Regions from separate parts of the Homo sapiens genome. Here region 2 is linked to region 1. Evidence: chromatin loops called from intact Hi-C (ENCODE). Cell type or tissue: Calu3. All regions are shown on one strand. Links, peaks and the distances in the headings refer to the core of each region. The heading gives the core; the rest is flanking DNA.

Region 1 (10,347 bases), core at 1,564-9,563:
TGCTATTATTATTCCCATTTTCAGATGAGAAAACTTGCCTAAGGCTATCCAACTAATAACTGAAAAAGCCAGGAATTAAACCCAAGCCAAACTGACCCCAGAATCCAAACTAAATTACTGTCTTCCCAAATTAGAGGTGTCACCACTGGACAGAAAAAGAGATACAGTCCAGGTAGAGGTTGCACCTCTGCAATTACAGGGCTCCTTAGTCAATTTTTTCTAATTTTTGACACATACCTTCCCAATTTTCCTGGCAAAAGCCTCCCTTGAGTGGAGGCCACTGACTGTGGGGAGTTTATGTTGTGGTTTGGTAATGTGTACAAACTGGGAGGAGGATGAGACCAGAAAACCCCTTTTGCCCATAGCATGCCACAAATTGAGGACTAAGTCAGTGCATGCTGCTGACAGGCAAAGGGCCAGCTCGGCATGAGCAGCTCCGTGCAGGGACTGCATGTGACACCAGACACCATTTTCAAAGCCACTACCTTCCTCCTTCCCCACAAACCTCTTCATCTCCCACCAAAGTCCTGAAGCTTCACCACAGGATCAAGTAATCCCCCTCTAAGCCACATCTCGTAAATGAGAGTCTAATTTCTCCCACGTGTCATTTTTCACATGAATGTTACTACGGTCTTGGCTGTACTTAACCAGAGTTCAAGGTCTGATGGTTTATCTACAGAGACAACATGACCACAGAGAAGAGCCCGTTTCCATTGCCACCTGAAAGACAGATCCACCAACACAATGTTCACCACTTTCTCACACAGGGCTAAATGAGACTCAAGGAAAGAGCCCAAGGTCAAACATTTCCTTGGTTGAATTTAGGTGGTGGGTTCCCATACAGAGCACAGCACCATCAGATTCACAAGGCCAAATGCCTCAGCATGATGACTTGAAAAGATGACAAGCTGCACACAATGTTCAAAATCTAAATTCAAAGGTCACTTCCCACTCCCTAAATAGTTTTATACCCCAAAAGTCATTTTAGAATCATCTTTCCACTTTTATTCCATATTTGTAATCTGATTTTAATGACCTCAGGGTAGGCCATTTTTTTAAACTCCAGACAGGTTCTAATTCATCTATACAACAAAGCAATACGTGGTGTTAAAAAAAAGACTAAGAGAGTAAATCGATACGTGTTCAGTGTAGTGGCAGTTTAGATTTTTTTTCTTTCAATTGGCAATCCTTCCGACATCAAGGTTAAATTGTACTAAAAAAGAAAAAAATTACACCTCATTCCAAATTTGCTAATTCAAGAAGAACTGAATTATTCTCACGTCTACTTGTGGCAAAACAAGAAATTACTTTATGTCTCAAATGTGAGTATGAATTACGACTAAATTCATAAAAACAGACGTGACTTAAGTTTTTATTTTACTACTTTGAAGTTGTAATGTGTTCATTTTCCTGGTATTTTTACTTAAAAGAGCTTTTTTTTTTTTTTCCTTAAGGACTCTTCACAAGTACTTTTGATAGAGTGGTATAAAATTATCCTATTCCAATGACCATAATATGAAAATCATTTTGCCAAAAAACATCCTGGAAGTTTCCCTCATTTTAGGTACTTGGGATTATTCTCATAAACTGAGGACCATTCAACAATGTTTTGAAGATATACAGTATTCTATTCAGAGGACAAAGCATATATTCAAAAAAATGCAAAAATATTCATCTTTTCTCAAACAACTCCAGTATTAAATTCATCTAGACCCACTGATTCACTCAGTCTTTTTTTTAAGTTTAGTTTCCAATATGATATTATTTCTGCCCTCATCTCTTCCTTGCAACACCCCACCCATAAGGGAAAAGAAGAAACAGTCAGAGATGAAAGAACAACAAAAATGTACACAAAAATGAAATGTTTTCTGATAAGTAGCATGTCAGAGTAAACAAGTTATTTTTTTCCACTATCACTTTCTTACATGATCTACAGCAAAATTATGTTGCCTCTGTCTTATGAATCATCAATACATCACAGCCCAGCCTTTTTCATATATAGTGGGAAAAATGCTGCAGATTATAACTACTGTTTCTGACATGGAGATATTTTTAATTCATTTTTATGACATGCTTATGTTCTTTTCATCACTGAATAATTGCTCGTTTCCAATACTAAGCTGGTATTTCTTTAAAGTTCACGTAATTGCACTACTGGTAACTTTAGGATTTGGAAGGAAAAGGATCACAATCGATAAGCAAATGCAATGACGGGCACTGACAAAGACTCAACATTTATTAGAAGGCAATTGCTAGAGAATGTGGCTTTAATTGTGCATACATATTTTTATTCATTAAGATGAATAACCAATAAAATCCCACACTATGGTGTCCCAGCCTCATAACACATTAATAAAGTTTCTTAAAGGTTTTGGCAGGGGGCCAGCACAGTCCATTAACTCTTTGCAAGTTGTAAAAAGAAGTAAAGTCATTTCAGTTTGTTTTGTGGTTATGAATGAAACAGCAGGCAGCCTGTATGGAAACGTCACTTTGGATATGGTATTGGTAATGGACGCTTTGCTGCGCAATCAGAACAGTGTGGGGAGAAGTTAATGCATCCTACCACAACCCAAGCCCAGACGCACTGAAAAGCTAATTTACTTAAAAGTGGAGGGAAAAGAGCAGAGGACTACAAGTTTGGAAGATCTATTTATTTTGCTAATAGGCTGTCACACTGCCTCTGGGTAAACTTGCCCACTGTGAAACCCAAAAGTACAGGATACATTTTAAATGACTAGAACTGCTTTTCCTGATTATTTTTTTTTTTCCTAAAAAAAACCTGGTTGCTTAGGCATTCACTTGGTGAGGGCTGGATCATAAATTACAAAAATGCTTTTTATTTAATACAAGAAGCAAAATTCTATCCTTTCTACGTTTTTGTTTTACATACTTGAATTAAGTCATATAAATAACTACAACAATTGGTAGCTATGTATTTGTCTCCGACTTTGCCTAACAATTTGAATTGAAGCGCTACACATCTCCCCAAAGCTTTACAATGCCATCTGTTCTCATTTTTCATGACACTACAAACATTTTCCTTTGGAAAAAGGATTCTGTATTTTGCTTCCTTTTTAGAATGAAAACTGGAAAACTTGAATGAAACTAAATATATAGAGAGGCATCCAAGTTGTACGTGTAAAGTAGTAAATGTAGAGGGTATTTAAAACATTTTTTGTGGTTAAGATCTCTACCCTTTTCATCTGTTCCACTCTAGAGATAAAAGTTCTTTTTTACTTTAAGATTTTTGCAAAAAATAATTCAAAACTTTAAAAATAACGAAAAATGAACTTAAAAAGTGATTAAAACCCTTGAGTTTGAGAACACCAAAAAAAACAGAATTGCTTTACAAATTGTTTTTGGCACTTCACTTACGAAGAAAATACGCTAAAATGTAAGTATACATACACACATGTGCACACTCACACAAACACACACCCACACCCCTCCATTAATCCCTAACCAAATATAAATAGCATCGTTAGTCAATTACTTCTGATGGTTAAAACCACAAATTGGTTACAATGATCTGTCACTTTATATGGCCAAATAATAAAACTTCAAGCAGAAGAGATGATTACTATAAGTACAATAGAAAACATCATTCACTGTTTTAATTTGTTTTGAATTTTTACTGGAAAAAAACAGAAAGAAAATTTTTAACTTTCAAATGTAAACATTCATCACTGAGTCCTAAAAAAACTTCCCATTTCAAATTTCATTTGTGTCAGTGCTAATATGTATCAAAATAGCCGCATCTCTTGTACACTGTGGATTTTCTGGGAAGTTACTCACCTTTGATTATAGGAAAGTAAAGGAAAGTCTAATTAATAGGTTGAAACCGTACTGAATTTCTGCTTCTCTGTATACATGATCATTTTTGTCTCTGTTTGGACTGAAAGCCAGATACTCAACAATCATTCCCTAAAAATTTAAAGTATTAATTACATACATGTATTTGTACAATGTTAAGTATCACTGCAACCTGGAAAAACTTGCGGTAAAATTAAAATTTTTCATTTCAAAACAACAGTGCTCTTAGCTTAATCCTCTACAATATTGTATTCAAAAATAGTTTTTCTGTGTGATTAACAGTAATATTACCTGGGCTATTTTTAAAATCTGGAATTAGAATTCAATTTTAAAAACTGCACTCAAAAAACATCCTGGATTCAGATATGAATGGACCTGGGAAGTTTCTTAAAAGAAATACATTTTATCCTAGATCGATAGTAAGAAACAGCAAGGAAATGCACAGAAACAGGATATAGGGAATACATAAATTGGGTCTACACTGGTTAAGAAACAAAGTTAAAAAAATAATTCTACTCACTTTAAAATGACACTGTGCTGAAAAATAATGAGAATAGATAAAAGCTTTGACCACTCCCATTGTCTACCTTAAAAAAATACTAGTATAGTTACTCAAGGCACGGAACTGGACAAACTGCAATTTGAATCCAGAAGACAGAATCCAGAGCCAGGGACAAAACAAGTCAAAGGAGTTGGTGACCAGGGCAATGGCCAGAAGTTTACCCGTTTATATCAGATTCTGTGCCATCCACCCTGCGGGGCCGTCTGAGCTGTGCTTCCCCAGCTGGTGGGCCCCTCCACGTCAGCCCTCTCGTAGACTCCAAAAGGAAATCAGAGTTGAACAGTATAGCATATTGTTATTAAAAGTGATTTGAGTTGTGACATGAATATTGTACTTTCAATAAAGGAGGTATACACTTTAGAAAGCTCTTCAGCCTCTAGAAAGAATAGACATTTAAAAGATTAAAGCGTTTAAAGAATGATCTCTCCACTGACCAGAATACCCACATCAAAATAATGTACCACTGGGTTTTATTGGTAGCTGCAATTTAGCCCATATGAAATGGAATATGGCCTTAGTGTTAATGCAAATACGTTGCCATTTATCATAAAATAAGTGTCATCTCTAAAGGTAACTGGACTTTCCTTAAAAATGAACCATTCTAACATGAAAGAGGCATAAATTAATAAATCCCTGAGAAAGCCTAGCCTACGGCTGTAAGGAACATCTAACTGCTTAACTGGGCAACCAAAAGACTCATACAAATAATTAGAATACTTATTTCCAATTGATGAAAGCAAAACTACTCCAATTCACATTAAGGTTGATGAGTCACATAAACCACTCACTGACTTAATTTTACTTAGAAATTGCTCATGCACTTTTGTTGCTTTCCTGGAAGGTTATACAAATGATTATATACTCATTTAATTATTAAACTGAATGATCTCCTTAAGGGCAACATTAAACATACTAAAGTACAGTACACCATGTCACAATGTGCTTAAGTATCCCTACTAAAAATAAAAATTAAAACAAGGTTAGAAAACAACTAACAACTAGGTTAAATTCAATCCAAAATATAGATTTGGGAATTTCTAATAAAATTGTCCATATTGTTTGAATGGGTTCACCACTGAGTAATAGTGTGAATAATTTAGGTAATCATCTCAAAAGGTTATAATTCCTCTGGGAAAAAAAAAAAACATGTTTAAAACTCTACACTTACAATATTTCACATAATATAATTAATAAATGTTTGCTAGATGATTGGATTTAAGTTATATGATAAAAAAATACTGCTCACACTTATAATGCTTTAAATGCTTTACAACTTACAAAACACTTTCACATAAGCCACCTTACGCTAACAACTGTGTTAGGTAGATATTACTATCCCCATTTCATAGATAAGGAAATTGAGGCTCACAGAGATTAAATGTTTTACCCAAGGTCATAGCCCTAGTAAATTCACTGCTTAGAGAATAATTAGCTTAAGTTAAGATAACAGCTACTTCCTGCTTCCCCATTCCAGTCTCAGAGACACACAAACACAATATGCATCACATATAAAATGTGATAAAATCAAAAATTATACATCAATCATGTTTATGCACTACATTATTTGCCTATTTCCATTCGTATTTTTGTAAGCGCTGTTTCTGAAAGGTAATATAGCATATAATTACACCTTTCTTTTTAAAATGCTATGATAATCTTCTCACTGCCTGGGAAGTTTCCATGGCAGAAAGACTGGGCACAGTCAGGTAACTGGTATTTCTTGATTACCATCCACCAGTAGGTTGATCTTTGGAAAGTTACTTATCTTTGGAAAGTTACCTATCCACCAGCAGGTTGATCTTTGGAAAGTTAACGCGGGCCCCCAGGTTCCTTGTTAGTCACATAAGGGATCTGTAATAAACACTTCCTAAGTCAGGTCCACCATCCATTCTCCACAGCAGTGGTTCTTAAGCTTTAACATGCACAAGAATCACCCAGAGAGCTTGTCCTAACAGAGTTTCTGGCCCATCCTCAGAGATCTGATTTAATAGGTCCAGATAGGGCCCATGAATCTGCATTTCCCAGAAGCTCACAGGTCAGACCAGTGCTGCTGGTCGTGGGACCAAACTTTGGGAACCACTGCTACACAGTAACATGGGAAACCGAAATACTTCAGAAAATGAAAGTCTGATGTAGCTTCTCTCCAGAAGCCTTCAGTGGTTTCCCCATAGCCCTTAGCATAAAGTCCAAAGTGCTAAATGAATAACAGTATGTGGACACCCAGGTCTCCACCCAGATGCATTGCTCAGGATCTCTTTCTGGGCCTTTCCTGATACCCCAAGCTGCTGGGCTGAGTTTTATGTCCCTCATCTGTGCTCTTAGGAAAATGTGTTCCCTGTGTCCTAAAACTGTAAGGAACTGTTATCACATGCTTCCTTGCCTCTGTTCTCAACATTCCAGAAGTGGTTTGTAAACATACCCCCAACTCCCACTGCTCCAAATTTAAGGGGGGAAGAGTCCCCTCATTTCACCTCACATCATTTTACTTAAGAATCGATGCCACCTTCGGGCTATGCATCAGGTCTCGTTTCCAATATTTCTAGCAGAGCCCTCCTCAACCCTTCTTTATTACTCCCCACTCTGCTCCCCAAATAGGCCACATCCTAGCCCCCCATTAATTCCCCTTCCTGAAGAAGCGACAGAGATAAGGAAAGCCCAAAGAGAGAACCTGCACTTCTCTGAGCACATCCCTGAATGAGGCACCAACTTCCCCTTCCCCACCAGCCTGCTCTTCTCCTCACAGGTCCTGAGCATGCTCAAGGATCTCAAAGCACACAGGGCCAGTGTCAGGAGCATGGACCCATGCAGTCACATAGAGCCCCACTTACGTGGTCCCCATGCTTGGCTTCATGCTCTTCTGTCACCATCTTGAAACTCTTAATTTTTGAACAAGAGGCCCACACATTAGGGAGCTGGTCCTGAAGGCAAATTATGGAACTGGATACATCTCAGCTCCTCAGCAAGCACACATTACCACATCCCATTTTCACCCACACTATCTCAGCAGCACAGCTCCCAGCAGCCTAACAGAAAAGTCACGCTTTCCTCTAAGAAACTGCCATACTTCCTTCCTTCAGAGTAAAACAAAATCATATTATGGATTGTATCATGCTTTTTACATAACTACCAGGAAACTTTTTAAACACATGATGCTAATTTAGCAGCCAACATTTTTGAACTTCATGGTCTATAAATTTGTACTGTTTCCCATATTTTCAGTCTCTGTTTCTATTTTCTTGGTCCTGACTCTCTTTTCCATTGGAAATTCATCATTTATTTTACTGAATATGAATATCCTGCTGAGAGCTGTTTATCCCACAGTCCAGTACACACAGGAAGGAGGCACACACAGTGCAGAGAGCCATCCTATACAATTGGAATTTAAAGAGATCTGACTTCATAAAGTACGTGTATACACATGCATACCTATGCTTCCATGCCCATTAAGAAAATGTGGAAACAAGAAATTTAGGCTTGGGAGCAACGGCCAAAGGAGAAACAAGGAGAAGGAAGAGATTTACTTTTCACTTTTACCTGTATATAGTATTTAATTATTTTCTGTAAGTATATTACTTATAATTTTTCAAAGTAAATAGCTCAGTAAAATGATCTTCTGTCAAGCTCAACAATTGGGTGCTTAGCAGAGCAAGAAATGGAAAAATAATGGCTAAAGCAGCTTTTACGTAATCTCCAAAGACATCAACTTTCACATCAGTTTCTCATAGACTGTCCAGCATATTGGAACCGAAGAAAAAGAGCAGGCATAAATACTCAGAACAATAAACTTGAAAAATGTAACCTCTGGTATACATTTAATGGTATTAAATGAAAAGCAGTGAAAATGAAAACCTTAAACATCTGCATATACTAAGACTATGTTAAGAAGAAACGATTATTAAAAGTTAACTAATAAATAAGTAAAAGTTTGAGTATTTGGGGGTGAAAAATTGTCAGAAAGCAAATGTGTAAAAAGATATATGGTCCTGAAAATCCTCGCTTATTCTAAATTTAAAATGCACCTTGATTCTATTGCAAAGAAAGTTGAAAGTATGTCATCAAAAAGTCATTTAAAAAAACTACTACTTAAAAAGTGATCAGATAATTTACAAAGATTATTCTCAAGAAGTCAGATAAAGATAAAGATGCCCCATTTGTTAACAGTACTTTTTGTTCTTCTGGATAATGTACTGAAAACCAGTCTAGCTTCCTATGGTATGCATAACTTCCTCTGTAATACTCCAATTGTATTACCAAAAGCAAACATTACTTTTGTTATCAAAGCAAATTTAATAAAGAATTTTCAACTATCTTGCCCACTCACTTGCTTTGTAATTCAGATAAATGACTCAACATCTCCAAGCTTCTTTCATCATCTTGTAAAAGGCAAATAGCAATCTCTCCCAAGCAGCACTGTACTGAGAATTAACTGAATTGCTTTATGTAAATTCTCAGCACGATACCTTGTTCATGGGGGGTGGGCAATAAATAGGAGGTATCATCATCATCACTCTTGGTAATGACGATAAAGCTGGTATATTTTCAATTCTATTGCATACAGTAGAATTTAAATTTAGTCAAAAATAATGTTCAATATTAAGAAATAACAGACTTCATCTTCATAACAAAAGATAGGTTGGCAATGGCTACCTTAGAAGCTACCTAATTGCCTGGTCACAATTTTTTCTTTGTGTACTTTCCTAAAATAAATTTAATGAATAACAAACTATATAAATAATTTTAACTGATAATCATGTGCAAAGAAATACAATTTGGCACTCAGGCTGAGCTTATCCCACTGGAAAGGTGTGCATTAACATGGTGGCATGTATTCGTTTTTCAAGTCACTTTACTGGCCACTATTAAGTCTCTGTGTGGATGAAGTAGAAACTAAAAAAGGTCTGGTTTGAGAAAGGCCGGAAGCAGGAGGCAAGTGGGCTCTGCCAAGGTGCATCTGTATCCACAGGTAAGAAGGAAGGTTCTCCATTCTTTCTCTCTCTCTCTCTCTCTCTCTCTCTCTCTCTCTCTCTCTCTCTCTCTCCCTCTGTGTGTGTGTGTGTGTGTGTGTGTGTGTGTGTGTGTGTGTGTGTAGCATTGACAAGGGGGTAAGCCCCTACAAAAGAGAGTGAACCTCAGAAGAGAGATGCTGGAGAGACGCTGTGTCCTCCAAAGGACTCATGTCACCACAGTCACCATACCCAGGTCAGGTCTACCTAACAGCCACTTCAATTCCATCTTTCTCATGTGACACTTAAGGCTATGCTGACTTTGCCAAAATTGCTTTCAGCCAAATTTTCTAAAAGAAAGGAAAATAAGCATACTTTTCTGATGAAAACTGTTGTCAGACAGGCCTGTAACTAAAGCCATTTCATACAGAATATCCTGGCCAATGTTTAGCACATGGTGCTTTACACTGAAAACTTTAAAAGCTAGAACAGCTATCCATATCCATCTTCTAAAATAATGTTGTAACAGCATTAGTAAATGGTGAATAATGTTTGAACAGTGTCTACTAGGAAGGACTTAATGAAATAAAGTGGAAGATATGTGAAATGACTAACATTTGAATTCATAAGGATGTTATGCCCCAAAACCTTATTTTTGGTATCAAGGTGGCCATTTTGATTAATTTCCTGATGATACTTAAGAAAGAATAACATTAATTTCTAAAGCTTCCAGATAATAACTTTTTCCCAGGTTACAGCTTTTATATATGTTATATGCAACTCACACTAATTCACACTTAACAGCAGATAGAATCTAAATTAGATCTTCTTATAAATTATTTCCAGAATGGGCAAGAGCAACCAAAAGATAAGATATACATTATCTAATTATTCAATAATGCTAGGAAATTCTTTTAAAATATACAAACTAGGCTGGGCGCGGTGGCTCACGTCTGTAATCCCAGCATTTTGGGAGGCCAAGGTGGGTGGATCACCTGAGGTCAAGAGTTCAAGACCAGCCTGACCAAC
Region 2 (10,347 bases), core at 1,267-9,266, 65 kb after region 1:
AAAAAAAAAAAAAAAAAAAATTCTATCTTTTTATAAAAGCAAAACCCCCAGAAGAGTTAATTTTAAAACAGAACATGCTACATTTTTAAATCCTTTGAGGTTTAATATATTATGAAAGCAAATCTCAGGAAGCAATACAATTAGTCTTTTCTCTCGGTAAACAATTTTGTGTTAGAGTCTAATGCTGAGTTGATTTATGTAAATGTGTTACTTAGCCTCAACTTAAGATATAAATCCAGAGTAAACATAACAATGGCAATCCCGACAGTCTGCTTTGCCAAATCAGAAGATTTAGTCAGCCTAGACTAAAAATGAATTAAGATTATATTGAGAGTGTCAGTCCTAAGTCAAGAAAACATGCCCAGCCAGGGCACGCCAGGGAGAAAGAAGATCACTCATTAACGAGCCAGCAATGCTACAAAGCTTTTGCTCGTCTGGGAAAACATGTTCCCAGTTTTAAACTCCACAGCAAATCAAGGCACTCTTTTTAATAAGTACATTTTCCGTCTCTTTCCCCCTCATCAATCCCAAAAAGAAACTCAGCTTCTCTGTGTATTATCTGTGTAACTCTACATGTCAAACTACAATAGGCCTTGTATCCTTTAAGGTAACATGGGCCAGTGTCTGAGGTGGAGTGGAAGACTCGGGGCTGTGGGGAGTTAATGCCTCCCTTCTCAAAATAACTTTCAAGTTGTCTATTAACAACTAGTTCCCATAATTACATATTAAATTTCTTTACCATGATAGGTTACAGTTATACATCCCAAATAAATCTGACTGTGGAGTACCTGCCGGCAGATTTCTGTCTCTGTTTCCCCAGACACATTGACACACAGCTCAGAGACAAGCTGGTCAGGCACGCTACACAGAGGTCCGTCTGTCCTCGCCTAAAAAGTAAATAAATTATTTTGTGAAAAATATCCTTAGCAAGGATCAGTATTATTGTCAGTGTGACTTTAAAATTCTAAAGGCATGCCAGAAAGAGGGCTACATAAAATTCAGCAGTTTCCAGATCATACACAGTACAGAGATTCTCATACCCACTTAATCTCAGCACGCATCTCCACCCCTACTTCCTTCCCAATGGTATGTGGTCTTGAAAACACAAATGTTCACGTTTCCTGAAGCTGAGCTGCAAAGGAAAAGTCTCCTCCCAAGAGGCAGAGCTGTAGGCTTTTGGTGCCCCCGAAATTGTTCACTACAGTACAACATAATGTGACACTCACCACAATTAGCCACAGGGAAACAGTCTTTTTTTCACCTCTGATGTCATATAATAGATTTGAGATCACATCAGTGAGCAATGTTATCTACAAGTATTTTTGGAAGTCTTGTTAAAAGAGCCACGATACTGCAAGCCTAACTTGAAGTGTAAATGGTGAATGCTTCTCTATATCTCATCTTGACCACTACTTTACTGAAGAGTGAAAAATGACAGATGCAAATTATTTTTCAGAAAGTAGACATTTCCACTGGTAGTTCTTCCTCCTAAGTGATCTTTTCTTCTCTCTCATGCTCTACCCCCTTTCTCTCTCTAGCATTCTTCCTCCCTACACACACACACACACACACACACACACACACACACACACGAAGACATCCATTAATATTAAGAACAGTCTTCCGTAATGTTTTTCAGAATTTCTCAGGGGCTTAGGAGGGCGGCAGCCGTGCCAAAATTACAAGCTTTCCTCTAGTCAGAAGGGATGTCTTTTCAAAGCCCAGCCCTCATTTTTCAGTCTGATGTAAGTAAATTTACCTCTGTGTGCTGGGCTGAGCAGCTTTTCTTTGTCGTTTTTGTTTTTCTAATAGCTGCTGCTCTGGCAGAGCTATTCATTTCAAAGGGAAGTTAGAAGCATTCTTCACTCTTCCCCTTTTAGATTATTTGCAGTTACTGACTCTTCTGAAATCTTAGATTTGAACAGAAACCTAAAGCACAGCACCATTTTAAAACAGCAAATCACCAGCATTCCTGGGATCACATTTCTCTAGAGCAACTATCCAACATGAGGCACAAGAACTAAGTCGAACTGGGCTAAAATTGACAAAATTAAAGACAAAAGAATTATCTCTTTTAAAAATTGGGGCCTACTGTGCTCTGACAGCATGCTAAAGGACAACCATCGTTTGGAAACATTGTTTCAGAACCAGAGAAGAGGTGGTGGAGTTCTGTTTGCCAGTTAGCTAAATTAACTGATTTCTTAAGAAATCCAAGTGAACTGTATAGTAAGGTGGTCAATTTTTGGAAACATTGTTTAGGCAACAGATAAGAGATAGTGAGGTTTTGTTTTGAAGTTAATTTACTTCATGAGAAAGTCAAATCAACAGTCATAGACCATGAAGCTGATAAGATCTATGATAAAATCCAGTGGGCGAACTATCAGTAAGTTCTTAATTTGCCCACGTCCCAGTGTATTCAACGGGCTTCAGTTGGCAATGGCTGGACCTTGCTCTTGTTACTTCTGAAGGGAGTTGTTTTACGTGGACAAGGCCAGGATCATGGTCTCTGAGTGCTCCAAGGGGTTAACCTCTGTGAATTCTACTTCTGTGTCACATATTTAAATGAGTAACTTAGAGTTCAATATCTTTGTGTTCAACTAAAGTCAACTTCTTCTTTATCAGCCAACATTCTCTTACTCTAATCGTTGAACACACTTGAATTCATATCAGTTCTGGGATTTTCGTAACCATCAATCATAAAGTCATAGTAAGAAGAAGAATAAAGCGATATCAGTGCAGTTGAGGCAAACAGGGAAGAAAAAGTGCACGGCGCCATGGTTAGGATATCATGCCAGGCTAGGAAGACTCTCATTAACATCTCCTGAGTCATCCCATTCACAAGCAGTATCCTTGAAGAATGATATCTGTGTATATAAGTGAAAACCCTATCACACCCAGGGGCTTATATCCTTGGCATCTTAATTTCCTAGTTGTGAGTACTTATCTAAAAGGACATGAGTATAATGCTATCCTATATGGCATACTAAGAAACTGATGTAAAACTAAGTCTGCAGGAGAAAAGAGATGCTACATTCCTGTGGCAATTTTCAAATGGCACTAAAAATAGATAAATACGGCAGTAAGAACTAAGTCCCTCCTCCCTCACTTCCCTATCTCTATTTTTCTTTTACATTTGTGTGAATTCAGTAACCATAATCTATCTAATCCTATTATGCCAAAAGACTAAAAGTTGTTGATGTTCAAAACTCTACCAGTATACCAAAAACTCTGAAACTAGGAAGGAAAAAAAAAAAACTTTCTTACCCTTAACCAAAAATGAAGAGTCTCTCAAGCATATATGGATAGCTTGACAAATTACCAATTTATACTGAAATATGAGAAGATGTTCACTAAGAATTACATGACTAGATACTGCAGGGGTTTTTTGTTTTGTCTTGTCAAGCAAAAAAGGTCTAGGTTTGCCATACTCCATTTTTTGGTATGAGGTGGTGAATCAAGCACAAATTTTCTTTGGACTTAAAACATTTAAAATGCAGTGGAAAAACAGTTGGGGAAAAGATACTGTTCTTAATCCCCAGATCTAGACTATCTGTTGGGGTAGTTGCTTCCCAATCCTATTTTCTCAATTGTAAAATGGAAACAATATCTTATCCAATTGAAATAAATATTAAATAAGATACTTTAAACAAAAGATAAAGGTGCTTTACAATTTACAAGTATGAGGTATAACTTAAACAGCTAACTGGAAGACATTAACATAATCTACATAGAATGACCTTCAGAGCAATATGGTTTGCAATTTAAGGAATGAAAGGAAGATAAATTGTAATACAAATGTACCTTTCTCAGAGAAGGCTGAAAGGTACAACGCCAAAGGCATTATCTGCGGACTCAGGCTTCAGATTACCTTTGCCACTTCCTACATGTGAAATACTGGGTAACTTATTGTAAAATTCTGTGAGCTCTAATTTTCTCATCTTTAGATGAGTAATAATAATATCTATCTTGTGAAGGTTCCTGCAATATTTAAATAAAATACTACACATAGAAGTATCTGACTTTAAAAATAATATTCATGCGAGGGAAAGCTGATCACACGAAAGGTTTCTTAGGGACTGTTTGCCTTCCATATCTGTCTTATTAATATAGCTTCATGCAGTCACCTAAATATCTTCAAGTATTGTAAACTGAATTCAGATTATGTGCTTTTTTAAAAAGTACATCTTTTCTATATCAAGCAGAAATCAGGCCACAAAAAAATACTTCTGTAAAAAGCTTAGGAAAGAATAATTTTTCAATTCAGGAAATTTCTTCATGGTGCTACGAAGAACTTTTCTTGTACTGAACTGCTATTTGTGATCCACCTGTTAAAAAAAGCTCAAAACACATTTCAAAAACAAATAGAATGCTTAAACTTTCTTAAAAGACAGAATGTTTTACATGTTGTATTTTGAGGAGATTTTTTTTAAATAACAAGTTTTTACTTACTCATCTTTAAAATAAAAGAGAAAGTAACTGCCCAAGAAACAGCCTTATCTTTTGCTTTCTACAATTCAGAATTTTGAAAGAAATCCTCAAATCCTCCAAACAAGTGTAATACACATGGTTTGCTGGCAGAATTTATTCCAAGCATCTCCAGGCAATATGCATGTGCACCCGCGCACACACGTGCACGCACACACAGACACACACACACACACACACACACATTTTTGAATCATTAAGTCATTTGGAAGAATCTCCAGAAGTGTGCCGAGGCATGTTTTTGGTGTTTTGCCAAATTATGTGCTTCTGTTTGTGGCTTTCAAATATGGATTAGACAGACGCACAAGCATGTACTGTTTGGCAAGTAGCGACAATGGTCTAGTCTGAATTTAGTAATTTAAGCTTTTCATTAGTCCTCGTAGGTGAAAGAAAGAATTAACAACAACTTGTTTGAGCTCTATCTTTATATCCCTTTGTCATCCATTCCTGTTCACTTGCCATAGATTAGAAGCCAAAGGAATTTCAGATGTCCTCTGCAGATAGACCTAAAGTAAGGGCTTCAAACAGGGGGTTCAAATGTCAAGTACATTTAAGCTGGAACTTGAACTTTTACTCATCCTTACTCTAAGGCTATAACTCTGCTTTTCTGAGTTCCCCATTGTACTTGAACATCCAGTGTACCCTCCTTTTTTCTCACAAAAAGTACAGATAGAAATTACCTAAAGAGATAAAAGGTCACTTGAGATTTCTGTTTCTCGTGACTTGAAATTACCATGCACAACAGTAGACTTCTACATGGCAAAGCGCTCACAAAGATGTTTCTGTCTCCTGTGATGATCTCTGGGGGAAGCTATGTCCCTGCCACCCTGCCTCATGCTGTAGTCACTCTAAACTTCAGAGACCAGCATCTTACGACCATGAGTTTTGGTGCTAAGTTCAGAAAAATTAATCCTAAACTGTCACAACCATCCTGATGACCAGTATGTCTTTCTAATTAGAATCAATGCAGTAATCATTATAATTGGCAGTCCCTCCCCAGATCACGTGGAGAACACCATGGGAAGTGCAGTTGACTTGCAGTATTTGATATTTTCTTCTGTTGGTAGGTAAAAGTAATCTGATGTCCAACAGAAAAGTTCACAGGAACCATGAGGTAAAAAGGACCAAATGTTGACAGTGGTCCATTGTTAATTGAGTCGTGCGAAGCTACAGAAAGATTAGTTTATACAGCTGCTGTTATTTGTCATAACATTCCTAACAAGATACACATGTTCAATCAGTCTTATTTTGCACCTCCAAAACTGGGCCATCCAATGGTCTGAAACATGTGGAAATCAAAAGCAACAGTGTACAGAAGGAAGACCATGTATCCCCTCAGGCTGCCTCAATGGCTGAGGAAAGAAAAGAGGCGAGCCCCTGAGTGAGCGGAGCCTAGAATGTTTGGGTTTGGAGGTTAGTGAGTAAAACATGAACAATGAATGTGGGCGGGAAGCTGGGACAGAACCCTGTTAGGGTCATTACTAAGGTATAATGTTATTGACTGTTTTGTGGGGAATTTAGACTTTTAACCCCACCATGATTCAGAAGCAGTGACTTTCTTGGGACAAACTGAAAAACGAACTGGGGGAAAATAATTCCAGTCAGAGCACAAAGCTAACCATGTCACTTGTCCACTGTATTTTCCAGCAGTAGAACTTCACGCTACTTATAAACTACAGGCATACTGAGGGGAAAAAAATGTGTTAACTAACTTTAGGAAACTTTCACTCAAACACCTAAGCTGAAAGTCCACAATAGGTTCAATACAAAAACATTATCAGTACTATCTATAAAACAGGTGTTAAAAATAAGGTGTTTCTTATCCTCAGGAATTTTTCATTTTAGTGAGGTAGGGAGAAAAATATATGCATACACACACAGAGAGAGAGACGGACACAGAGAGAGTGTGCCTACAATTCACAAAGCCCTTTCACACACGTTATCAAAATTTATCCTCAGGAGTGATTGTTAACAATGCCATCATTATACAGACGGCAAAACCGAAGCACAAGTCCCAGTCACTGGTAATGGAACCAAAAATGGAAGCCCCGTCTTCCCATCATATCCCCTACCTTTTCTACGATAATAAGAGGATATTACATCTACTAATCACTATGATGAAAAAAGTACATCATGCCTGGAAACTGAATCCTGTTTTCAACACTGATAACTAGATTCTCCAAGTTGTATCCCCTTCCCACTACTTTCACACAAACATTTTACCTAAGACTTGACCACCTGAGATTGAGACCTTATTAAATCCTCATCAAAAAGGGAAATTAAGGCTAACAGTGATCAGACTGCTCCATAGAGAAGGCAGGTCAAAAGGTACGACTTCAAAGAAAGACCCTCAAGGCAACAGAGATCGATATAATTTACTTCAGACAATAAAACATAAATCTAATTTGAAGGATGTTGCTCATCTACAACTCAAAGCACCTAAGATATTTTCCAGGATGGATATTTATGGGCCACAACATGTACTGCTGCTAGTCTGTATTTGCTCCTTCTGCACACTCCTTTCACACTCTTCATCTCTGGTTCCTTATCTTATTATGAACTGGTTGAAGAGGCCATCTCAGACCTCAATAGAAGGTACACTTACCATAAAGCTCCCAAATGTAAACAATGGTCCTGTAATAATGATGTGAACTCAGAAGGTAAGAATGATGTTTAGATTCCTTTTGCATATTTCTCATCTAAAACAATTTTCCTTCCCTCACATCTTTCGTGCTTTGATTAAAGCACCAAAACACAATGACAACACAACCAGCGGGATTGCTCTGATAGCAGCTGAAGTGCCCATTCCAATCGTATTAACTTGATCCAAGATGGTACTTCAAAATGACACACTTTGGAAATGACAGGTAGAATCCAGGATTTTATTTCCCAGGAAGAGGAATTAATCTGAGTCCTGTATATCTAGTTTAGTACAAAGTCTGCTAAGGAGGTTAGTCCTATCCTGGATCAGCCTCACTAAGCCAGCTTAGGGGCTGATCTAAAATAATAGTTTAACAAAATGCCTGTGTCCAAAGGCTGATTCCACCACTTGCTAGTTGTGTGACCCTGGGCATAATTTTTCTGTTCTTTCGTTCCCTCACATGTACAAAGGAGATACTAATAGATCTTGCCTCATGGGGCTGATGTAAGGAATAGATGAAAATACGCACACACACACACATTCAAGTGTTTAAAAGAGTATCTACATTCACCACCCCCTTCAAGCCTTTACTTAAATGTTGCCTTACCAAGGAGGACCTATCCTAATCATTTTTTAAATACCTCAATCTTCTCTAACCCTACACTCACACTTTACTTATTTTAAAACTAGATTAGAGGCAGTATTTTCTATCAGATTAGTGCTCCTGTGGTCAGTATTCAATTTATAACACACCTTAAAAGAATAAGGCAATTCATTGACTAGTCTTCTCCTGTAACAAGTAGCTCCCAGGGAATTCCACTTCCACAGGAGACAACGTTAGGCAAGGGGGGACTCAGGATGACAGCTCAGTGTGGGTGCATAGGAGGTGTCTGTGGTTCCTTGGAGGATGCACCTATTTTGTAAATAATGAAATTTACTATTTTACGAGTAGTAAAATAGGGAAAAGAATCCTCAGGTATAGAAGGTGGCCAGGGAGACTACAGACCGAACTGATAACTGGTTTCCTTGGAGGAAGACTAGGATTCTTTTATATGTTATATAGTTGTGATCATTTAAAAAATAAGACTTTCTTATAATTTTCTGGAGATTCATTAAACTACAATACTTCATATGCAAAGGCAATTATGGCAATACATAAGTTACATAGCTCTTTGTGCCACAATATGTACGGTGAGCCAAAATGGGATATTATATTTTTCTAGAAAAATCATTTTTACCCTCTCAAATGGTTGTGAGAGCAGCAAAAATAAAAACCTAAAATCTGTATTGTGGTTGCTAACTTGAACCATGCCAATGAACATTCAAAAGATTAATCAAAGGCTTGACAGTTGTTAACAGTTCAACATGGTTCCCATAATTATCCAATTAAACATATAATGCAAATAATAGAAGTCTTATGGGTTCCATAGAGCATGAATATCAGGCTGCTTCAGAAAACTATTAACTGTAATGTACTGTCTGCTGAGTCTGAAGAAAGTGAAAGGAGAACTAGTACATTTATAAAGGAAGGCAAGGAGTAGAAAAATAGAGTGGAGAGACACGTAACTCAAGCACTCTTTATGTGGTCATATAAACACAACAGACAGTGGTAAAATCCAGAAAACAAAATTTAAGTAACAATTATTGTAAAACCAAAAGAATGTAGAGAAATGACTTTACCCTATAATTCCTACTGGCTGCACTATATCCACAGCATACTTCAACCACACTTTTCTAGCTTGCTGCTAAGTTAGAAACATGGATGTAATTACAGTTGTTGGCTTTTGACTCTGTCTATAAACCATGCAGAGATAAACTGCTATTAGTGAACATACCAACTCCATATAGTTGTGTTTTGACATTATAGGTAAAAACAATGAGAAGGAAAACTAACCACAGCAATTATAAACAGCATGCTCCAGGGCATGTCAGGTCACTTATGACCTTGACTAAATGATTATAATCCTTAGGTTGTGTTCTCACACGTTCACATGCACACACACACACGTGCACACCCCACACGTGTTTTTTTTAGGGAAATTAATTCAGTGAACATAAGAATGACTAAATCCCATATTTATAAATGCCCAGAGGAACAAAAAATGGATGCTGCATAGGTCAAATATCTGTACTTTAAAAAATCTTATTATATTTCAAAAAACCAATGTAAACTTTAAAGGAAAAACTTTGTGGTAAGTGTTCATTCTAAAAATATTCTATTCCACAGCTCTGTCTACTCAGGGGGCAAGAAGAATTGCAGAAATTTGATTCAGTACAAAAACTTCTGCTACTATATAAATTGGATTTAAGTTACATTATTTGGAGGGCAATTTTTAAATATTTAAACCATTCCCTTACACTGATAACATTTTTTCAGTAACCATTCAACTATTTACCTCATTTTATTTGCTACAGACAGAAATGCTGCATTCATTTCTTTTTGTAAAAGTCAGTCTTCTCCTCCCCTACTAAAGTGGTAACAAGCAATATCAAGAGGGCAATAAATATCCCATAAATATTATTAAAGCATGATGTTCTCAGATAAAAAATCGTATTGTGTTTAATGACTTTTCTTCTAATATACAAAATTATTTGTACAATCAGTAACAGTAGAGATGTGAAAATTAAAATAATGTTATATTACACATGGTGGACCACTTTGCAAAAGTCCAAATTACAAGTGATGTGACTTTCTAATGTGATTACTCACAGAAATGGCAGTTGATAAACATAGTCTTTAGAGTGTGCTAAGGTCATTAAAACAGTCTCATCTATTTGCGTATTTCTTCAAAGTGTACTTTTTTAATGTGCCTTTCTTATTTGGTCTTCTTAACAATCTGATCAGGAAGGCAAGAGTAGTTGTCCTTTTTACAGATCAGGAAACAGGTTCCTGAAGGAGGGCGACTTTCCCAAAGCTACCAGACTAATGAGTTTCTGAATTAGGCCGCACAGCCAGGTGAGCTCCTCATGCAGGGCTTCAGACCTGAACACCTGGGTTCAAATACTTGTTCCTCCTTTTAACCACTGTTGTATGAACTTCGGTCATGACTGGCTCTCTCTTTGTCTGAGAACTTTACTTTCCATGATTATAATAGCTTCCACATAAGTTAGTTGTGAGAATTAAATAAAACATGCTATGTGATGCCCTTAACACAGTCCCAGGCACATAGTAAGTGCTTAATAAATATTAGATGTTGCGGCTGTTGTTACTGTTACTATCA

Evidence for each region. Peaks named below come from ENCODE experiments on the same cell type or tissue, not always from the same donor. Only the 100,000 strongest peaks of a DNase experiment are listed, where the experiment ranks them.
Region 2: it touches region 1 in a loop (4-fold over the local background); 4 of 110 quality-filtered maps call a loop at or near these places.

The regions. Positions count from the first base shown.
Region 1 is chr9:14,207,130-14,217,476 of GRCh38, forward strand. The region is part of intron 2 of NFIB (nuclear factor I B); the gene reads right to left. Among named protein-coding and RNA genes, the nearest start is that of NFIB, 100 kb to the right of the region's middle. In Calu3, for the core only: no CTCF peak of the experiment used is centred there; DNase peaks (open chromatin) are centred at 4,552 and 6,182.
Region 2 is chr9:14,272,700-14,283,046 of GRCh38, forward strand. The region is part of intron 2 of NFIB (nuclear factor I B); the gene reads right to left. Among named protein-coding and RNA genes, the nearest start is that of NFIB, 36 kb to the right of the region's middle. RefSeq lists enhancers at 1,119-1,719, 1,720-2,319. In Calu3, for the core only: no CTCF peak of the experiment used is centred there; a DNase peak (open chromatin) is centred at 4,712.